3 separate regions of the Mus musculus genome follow, and regions 2 and 3 are each linked to region 1. A link is a loop called in an ENCODE intact Hi-C map of the cell type or tissue named here. Cell type or tissue: heart. All regions are shown on one strand. Region 1 holds the start of Cdk16 (cyclin-dependent kinase 16). Region 2 overlaps Araf (Araf proto-oncogene, serine/threonine kinase). Region 3 holds the start of Mir5617 (microRNA 5617).

Region 1 (2,500 bases):
CCCTAATAACATACATCTCAGTTCATGACTCCAATTCACTTTGGCACACCAGTACCTACTCCTATTCCCTGCTTCAACCAACCACTCCTACCACCATTTCTCTGGTTCACAATTGATTTCCTTCATAGCTCTGTTCCTTTCATTATCCACTAGATTCTCCACCCCTCACCCCCAAAAAAACTCTACTTCTGAAGCACTCCTCAAATCAGCACACTTCAGTGGCCCATGGAGAGAAAAAAGGCGTTTTGATGTACATCAGCATATTTTACTTTGTGCTCTTCCCCTAATAGCGTGCATACATTTAAGTGTCTGTATCTATCTAACCCCACAGCAGCAGCCTTTACAACAGTGGTTCTCAACCTTCCCAATGCTGTGACCCTTTACTACAGTTCCTCATGTTGTGGTGTCCCCCAACCATAAAGTTCTTTTTGTTGCTACTTCATAACTGTACTTTTGCTGTGATGAATTATCATGTAAATGTCTGATATGCAGGATATTTGACATTCGACCTCTAAGTTGAGAACCAGTGCTCTAGAACTTCATATATAGTATTGCCCCCACGCTTTCTGGAAGCCTTTATGGACATCCACTCACACCTCATCTTGACCCTTAGTGTGCAAAGCTCTTTATACTTCCTTTACTGACAATCTCCCGTACACATGTACGCACACACCTAAAACCCAGTAGTACAGGCCTTTCCCCATCCTCTCCCATTACACACACTCTCAGGTCCTTCAAAAGCTCTGCCTTCACTGGCATATACTGATCTCACCCTACCTTTATTACATCTACATACCCTCATCTCCAGGACCCTCCATTACCTCCTCTATGAGCACACCCTGGACCCAGAGAAGCTGCCACCCTCAACTCCGTGGATAAACACAGTATTAACACTATCCTGACCCTCATCACCACACACTCGGAACTATGCGTCTATCAGCACACCTTCTGGTAGTACCTCTACCACCCTTTCTCCATTTACACTGGGCCTCTCTGTAGCTCCAACTTCCACTAGAATGTTTTGGAACTGTCTTTACTTCAAACCCTGTTATACCCCATCACGTCCCTCATGGTCCTGCAACCCCTTTCCATAAGCACACTGGGCCTGAAGTCGTAAGGCTTTTTATTACATGTTCCTAGCCCTTTAGCAACTCCGAGAATCTCACTGTATCAATCCATTCCCATAACGCTAGTCCTTTAATCACCCTTCTCCCACTTAGCATCCACAGCACTTCCCATCCTCAGCTCCCAGGACAGGGGCCCAGGGCGGGGCCAAGGTCAGGGAGGCCCCAAATGACCCCCCAGTGCATTCTGGGAAACTCGAGGGGGAGGGGGCACCTGACAGACAAGCTGCCCAGAACCCCTTGGTCTTGTTCCAGCACTGCCTAGGGTCCGGCTGGCTCTCTAGGAAGAGCAGCCCCCACCCTAAGTATCGAGGACACGCTCACCGGAGGGGGCGCGCGAGTAACCTCAGAGCCGCGGGGCCGGCGCGGTGGCGCCTGGGGCGGCGGCCCGGGATGAGGCCGCGCGACCTCCTTTTCCTCCAGTTCGCCGCAGGCGCCCGTCCCAGTAGTCTTCGGCCATGGCTGCTGGGCCCGGGCCGCCGCCGGCTGAGGAGGAAGAGGCGGCGGCGGCGGCGGCGGCTGAGGCGGCGGCGGCGTCCCGCTCAGCCGGCCATGAGCTTGGCCACTGCGGGCGATGCCCCCGTGCTCGCAAGCGCCCGCTGGAATCCGGGTGTTCACGGCGGCTCGTGACTCACAGCAGACAGCTAGCGGAGACGCAGCATATCCCAGAGCCCCCCAGCCAGCGGCCCAACAGCCGCGCGCGCCGCGCTCCGCGCATGCGCACGCACACGCTGGGGGTGGGGTGTGAAGCAGGAAGGAGGAGACTCACCTCGGACTGCGTGTACCAAAAGAGCCTTCTGCAGCGGGAGGGGGTGCGGCCATTGCGTGCCCAGCAGGGAATGTGGCGTTGGCCCTGGAACGGCGCCAGGGGGATTTAGAGAGGGGTTAATAGTTTTGATCTTGCTAGAAATTTACTAGCATCGAGGTGAGCAGCAGCCAGTAGCCAGGCGTGCCAGTCACCACCTTCTTTCCCTACAGTCTCATTTGGTACATCCCCATGGTGGTAAACGGGACTTTTGCAAGGAGAAAAAGAACAGGTGAGCGAAGCAGTTCCAGTCCTTTGTGGTGCCTCGGGAGGCAAGAATTTAAAGGCTGGAAATGACTTTCTAGGAGAGGTGGCCTGGATTACCACCTTAGCTAGGACAATCTAGCCCCGCCCTGCCACCCACCCTCTACCACTAGTTTGTTACCCACTGTGAAACGTATGTGGCCCCACCCTTTTGAAAAAGCTGACGCTCAGCCAATCAAATTTGCTCCCTGCGTCAGGGCTGAGCAAGAATGAAGGGCGTGGCAAAGCTGAAGAAGCATGATCTAGCTTTCTCTTCAGCTTGCCTCCTCCTCTGTACGGTTTTTTATTGGTTTTCGGGCTCGCCTTT
Region 2 (2,500 bases), 170 kb before region 1:
CTTCTTGCTTACATGATAAGCACTTTACTACATTATCACACCAGTTCTGGTCTCAAACTGTTGTTCCTTCTGCCTCAGCCTCCCAAGTACTAAGATTACAGGCATGCACCATCATTCTCAACACAGGGATTTCTCCCAAGTACTAAGATTACAGGCATGCACCAACATTCTCAACACAGGGATTTGTGTGTGTGTGTGCGTGTGCGTGTGTATAAGAGAGAAACAGAGACAGACAAAGACAGAGGCAATATACAGGTATGCGTGTACATGTACATCTGTGCACACAAACGGAGACCAGAGGTCAATGTCAGGTGTATTCTTCAATCACTCTCCACATTGTTTTGTATGTGGCACACATACATGACTGTGCATGTGCATGGGTGGAGAAGCCAGAGGTTGATGTTGGATTATCTATCTCCCTTGATTGTGTTCCACCTCTTTGGGTTTTTTTTTTTTTTTTTTTTTTTTTTTTTTTTTTTTTGGTTTTTCGAGACAGGGTTTCTCTGTGTAGCCCTGGCTATCCTGGAACTCACTTTGTAGACCAGGCTGGCCTCGAACTCAGAAATCCGCCTGTCTCTGCCTCCCAAGTGCTGGGATTAAAGGTGTGCACCACCACGCCCGGCTCCACCTCATTTTTGGAGACCGAATCTCTAACTAAACCTAGACCTCACCAACTGCCTAGACTGGCTAAGCACCAGTAATCCACTCTTGTCTCTGCTTTCCCAGTGCTAGGATTACAGGTGTGCACCACTGCACCCAGCTTTTTACTTTTTATGTGGGTGATGGGAATCTAAACTCAATCACAAACATATTAAGCACTTTACTGATGGAGCTATCTTCCCAGCAAATATGAAGATTCCTTTGTCTGTGATCATCTGTGTATATAGAGCATGTGTGCCACAGTGTACATGTGGAGAACAGAGGACAACTTTCAGGAGCCAGTTCTTTTCTACCATATAGGTCCCAGGGACTGAATGGACTCAGGTTGTCAGTCTTGGTGCTAAGTGACCTCAGCAGCATAAAGATTCTTAATAGTGGGAAGCCAGTAGATAAATAGAATGCAAATTAGTGCATACTCAAATCATCAAACTTTACAGAGATGAGCTGAGAATAAGTTTTCTTATTGTGGCATCCATTGTGTTTATCTGATAAGAGGGGGGAAGCCCATATATGCATCCTCAGATTGTCAGAAATTATACCTTCCTGATAACAGGGAGTATAGCTCAGTGGTATTACATGTGCTTAATATGGTTACACACACACACACACACCCTATACAACCTTGCTTATATAAAATAAAGGCACAAAGTACTATGCTACATAGTAACTGTAGTGGCTAAAATGGTGCCACCCTGGTTTTTTCAGTGTGAATGAATTAATAGTGTTGATCATACCTTAATTACATCAATTATAATAACTACACAACGGGAATATAGAATATGACTATAATTAATATTGTTGTTTGCATCAAAGAAAATTTTAAGTATAAAATTATGATTAACAACAAGCCCACAACACAATGAGTATAATAGCAGTGACTCAGCAAAAGGAAGGACGGATATGAGCACTCCTGGAGCTGGAATTACATAAAATCTTCATGTGTTAAATAATCATGGGAAGGTCCTATGGCTAGATCTAGTTCCCAGCCAGCAAATAGCAATGTTCATCCAAAGAAAGACCATCATCATTGTCCTCATCTGCAGCCCATTGCTCAGAGGAGAAAGGGTCATCTCTTGGAGAGAAATTGAGCCTCATTATACTTCCAACATGGCACAAATAGAGTACACACCCAGGAAGTACCCCAGCATGGCTTTTTCCCAAACACTAAATGCTGCCTGCCACCATCCTGTCCCACTTACATTCACAGCAACCTCACCTGAGCACCTGCATCTCATTCTTGAAGGCCTGGGCCTGCTCAGCGGTAGGTTGGGCCACCTTGAGCACTTTCACAGCTACATCGCCATGCCAACGCCCCCGAAACACAGTGCCAAAAGAGCCTGTCCCGATCCTCTTCAACAGCTGTACCTCACTGGGTGGCACCTCCCAGTAATAGCCTGAGTCCCGGTACCCCAGGTTCTTCTGTGGGCCAGATGGGTGGCATCAGAGGGGCCTACCCACAACCCTCCGTCATAGCACTCAGGCTATGGTGGCCCCCAAGGATTTCCTATGGCATACCACTTTTTTCTTTTCATCTGCCAAGGACTTCCGCTCCCGCTGTTCTGAAGGTAACTTGGAATGTGGGGACTTCCTCCCTGAAGACACACTAGCTGGGCTAGGGCTACCCCGAGGGGCTCCATCACCACCTCTACCAGCAGCTGTGGTTGTACAGAATGCTGTGAGTGGAGGCAAGTGGGGTGGTGGGGCAGAGAGCTCAGGGTGCAGAAAGGGGTGGGGGTTCTCTCACCATCGGTGCTGAAGCTCTGAGCAGTAAACTGGAAGGAGGTGGGAGCAGAAGTCAAAGTGAGGATATGGCAATAGTAATGGCTCTAAGCAATGCTCC
Region 3 (2,500 bases), 170 kb before region 1:
AGCCTAAACTATGGTACATGCCTGTAATCCTAGCAACTTGGGAGGGTGAGGCAGGATCCTGCCTATGATTTTAGGGTTAGACTGGTGGTTTTTAGGCTTGCTGGGTGGTTGTGGTTCTACTTCCTTTAAAATAAGAAGAAAAAGATATAGAACATATCTTAGCTCATGAGCCATAGAAAAACATGTAGCAAGCTAGATTTGCCCCCATAGACACTGATTGCAGAGCCAGCTCTAACACTCCACCCACAAAGCTGTCCAGAGCCTTGGAACTGGCAGGCTTTCCTTACAGTGCACAATCAGCGCCACTTAGAAGCCAGACAGAGCTCTCTTTGCAGTCACCATGTTTTTTTGCCAAGTGAAAGTATGTTGTTGACACTGTGGCCTCACATGCACTTCCTGCCTCCCCTAATACTGGATCCTTTTCCCTCCCATAGGTGGTGGGCTCCTCCATGCCACTCATTGGTGATCACCAGGATGAAGACAAGCAGCTCATCGTGGAACTTGTGGTCAACAAGATGACTCAGGCTCTGCCTCGGCAGCCGCAGCGGGATGCTTCCCCTGGCAGGGGCTCCCACAGCCAGGTCAGGCCCTTGGTCTTGAGCTAGTGGGAAGGAGGCCAGCCCTTCATCAACCTGATGCCATAGAGGTGGTATCAATGGACTATTAATGTCACCTTTATGCACTTGTGGCCTCACTAAATTGCTGCTACCTTGCCATCTTTAAGAGTCTCCTGACCAAATATGGGGTGAGAGGCCTCATAGCTCCATATCCCCTCAACTGGCCACAAATGGGGCAACACCCAGCACACAGGGAACCCATGTCGTTTTGATTGGCTGTTGCTCCCACTCTCCGGTAACTATTTTTAATCTCTTGTATTCCACTCTTCTGCCACAGTCTTCATCCCCAGGAGCCCTGACCTTGGGCCGCCAGACCTCCCAGCAGCCTGCAGGTCCTCCTGCTCAACAACGACCCCCACCCCAGGGTAAGTGAGGGCAAGCCTTCTGGGTTCCTACCATCCCAGGCGGCCTCAGCTCTCACTCACTCTCACTTGCTGTTCTTTTTTTCTGTTCCTAGGAGGCCCTCCACAGCCAGGCCCAGGACCTCAGCGCCAGGGACCCCCGCTGCAGCAGCGCCCACCCCCACAAGGCCAGCAACATCTTTCTGGCCTTGGACCGCCAGCTGGCAGCCCTCTGCCTCAGCGCCTACCAAGTCCCACCGCAGCACCTCAGCAGTCTGCCTCTCAGGCCACACCAGTGACCCAGGGTCAAGGCCGCCAGTCGCGGCCAGTGGCAGGAGGCCCTGGAGCACCTCCAGCAGCGCGCCCACCAGCCTCCCCATCTCCACAGCGTCAGGCGGGGGCCCCGCAGGCTACCCGTCAGGCATCTATCTCTGGTCCAGCTCCAACGAAGGCCTCAGGAGCCCCACCCGGAGGGCAGCAGCGCCAGGGCCCTCCCCAAAAACCCCCAGGCCCTGCTGGTCCCACTCGTCAGGCCAGTCAGGCAGGTCCCGGACCTCGCACTGGGCCTCCCACCACACAGCAGCCCCGGCCCAGCGGCCCAGGTCCTGCTGGACGTCCCGCCAAACCACAGCTGGCCCAGAAACCCAGCCAGGATGTGCCACCACCCATCACCGCCGCTGCCGGGGGACCCCCGCACCCCCAGCTCAAGTAAGGGGACCTTTATAGCAGCCTTGGCCTTTGCTGCTCACAGAGTGCACTGTCCCCAGTAGGGCATCCCCAGATCCCAAGGAAAACCAGATCTCCTTTGCCTGGGCCAAACCCCTTTTGTCTCAATCCCAGCAGTTGAGGGAGAATCCCAGCATCTCCACTTCCAGTTCAGATTCCTCCCCTACAAGCCCTGGGAAAGTCCCCCTTCCAGACCTTTGGCCCATCCCAGTAGCCTGGCTGACCTACTTCCAGTACTTCCCTGTCCATCTGATCTCTTATTATCACCCTCCTCCCAGACAGCCCTGAACTCCCTCAGGCCAATTTGCAGCAAGCCTTCCATCATTTCCCTTTTCAGCCTTTCCTCAAACCTTCCCTAAGACTCCTTTCTGGTCCATTGCCAGATACTCCTGCCACTTCAAACTCTCCCAGATCATACCATCCTTTCTGCTTCTCCTTGTCCATTCTATTCCCCTAGCCCTTAGCTCCAAAGTTTTCCCTGGCCCCCACCCCCACCCCATCTGTTCCCCCTCAGACTGGCTTACCTCATACTAGACTGTCCCTAGCCCAGGCTCCTCCTAGGCTCCTTGCTGGAACCCCTCCTTTCATCCTCCATATCAAACTGACCAAGGAATCTTCCCATTAAACCACACCACTTTATCTTATATCTAAGTCCTCTCAGCTGACCCCACATTCGCCTCAGTCTCAGCTTCATCACCCTTGAGAATCCATCAGGGTTCAGGGGCATGCTTGGGGGTGGGAAGGTCACAGGCACAGCCTCAGGATCAGAGGGGCAGGGCTGGGGCTGGGCCTAGGGTAACATTGTGTTTCTCTCCC

The links. A loop is a pair of places that touch in the nucleus more often than their neighbours do. Peaks named below come from ENCODE experiments on the same cell type or tissue, not always from the same donor. Only the 100,000 strongest peaks of a DNase experiment are listed, where the experiment ranks them.
Region 2: a loop joins it to region 1, with 1.9 times the contacts of the local background. A loop is called at or near these places in 4 of 42 quality-filtered maps.
Region 3: a loop joins it to region 1, with 2.0 times the contacts of the local background. A loop is called at or near these places in 4 of 42 quality-filtered maps.

Annotation. Positions count from the first base shown.
Region 1 is chrX:20,687,755-20,690,254 of GRCm38, reverse strand. Cdk16 (cyclin-dependent kinase 16) reads right to left here and starts at 1,829. Exons shown (of 16, transcript NM_011049.5): 1 at 1,449-1,829. In heart, a CTCF peak has its summit at 1,440; DNase peaks (open chromatin) are centred at 1,414, 1,854 and 2,374; H3K4me3 peaks cover 2,233 bases; H3K27ac peaks cover 1,598 bases.
Region 2 is chrX:20,853,492-20,855,991 of GRCm38, reverse strand. It overlaps Araf (Araf proto-oncogene, serine/threonine kinase), which reads right to left. Exons shown (of 16, transcript NM_009703.2): 8 at 2,405-2,432; 9 at 2,176-2,315; 10 at 1,877-2,079. Among named protein-coding and RNA genes, the nearest start is that of Araf, 6.2 kb to the right of the region's middle. In heart, no CTCF peak of the experiment used is centred here; no DNase peak of the experiment used is centred here.
Region 3 is chrX:20,861,665-20,864,164 of GRCm38, reverse strand. Syn1 (synapsin I) reads left to right here. Exons shown (of 13, transcript NM_013680.4): 10 at 435-581; 11 at 895-982; 12 at 1,075-1,666. It overlaps Mir5617 (microRNA 5617), which reads left to right and starts at 983; the gene lies at 983-1,039. In heart, no CTCF peak of the experiment used is centred here; DNase peaks (open chromatin) are centred at 674, 1,454 and 1,814; H3K4me3 peaks cover 714 bases; H3K27ac peaks cover 938 bases.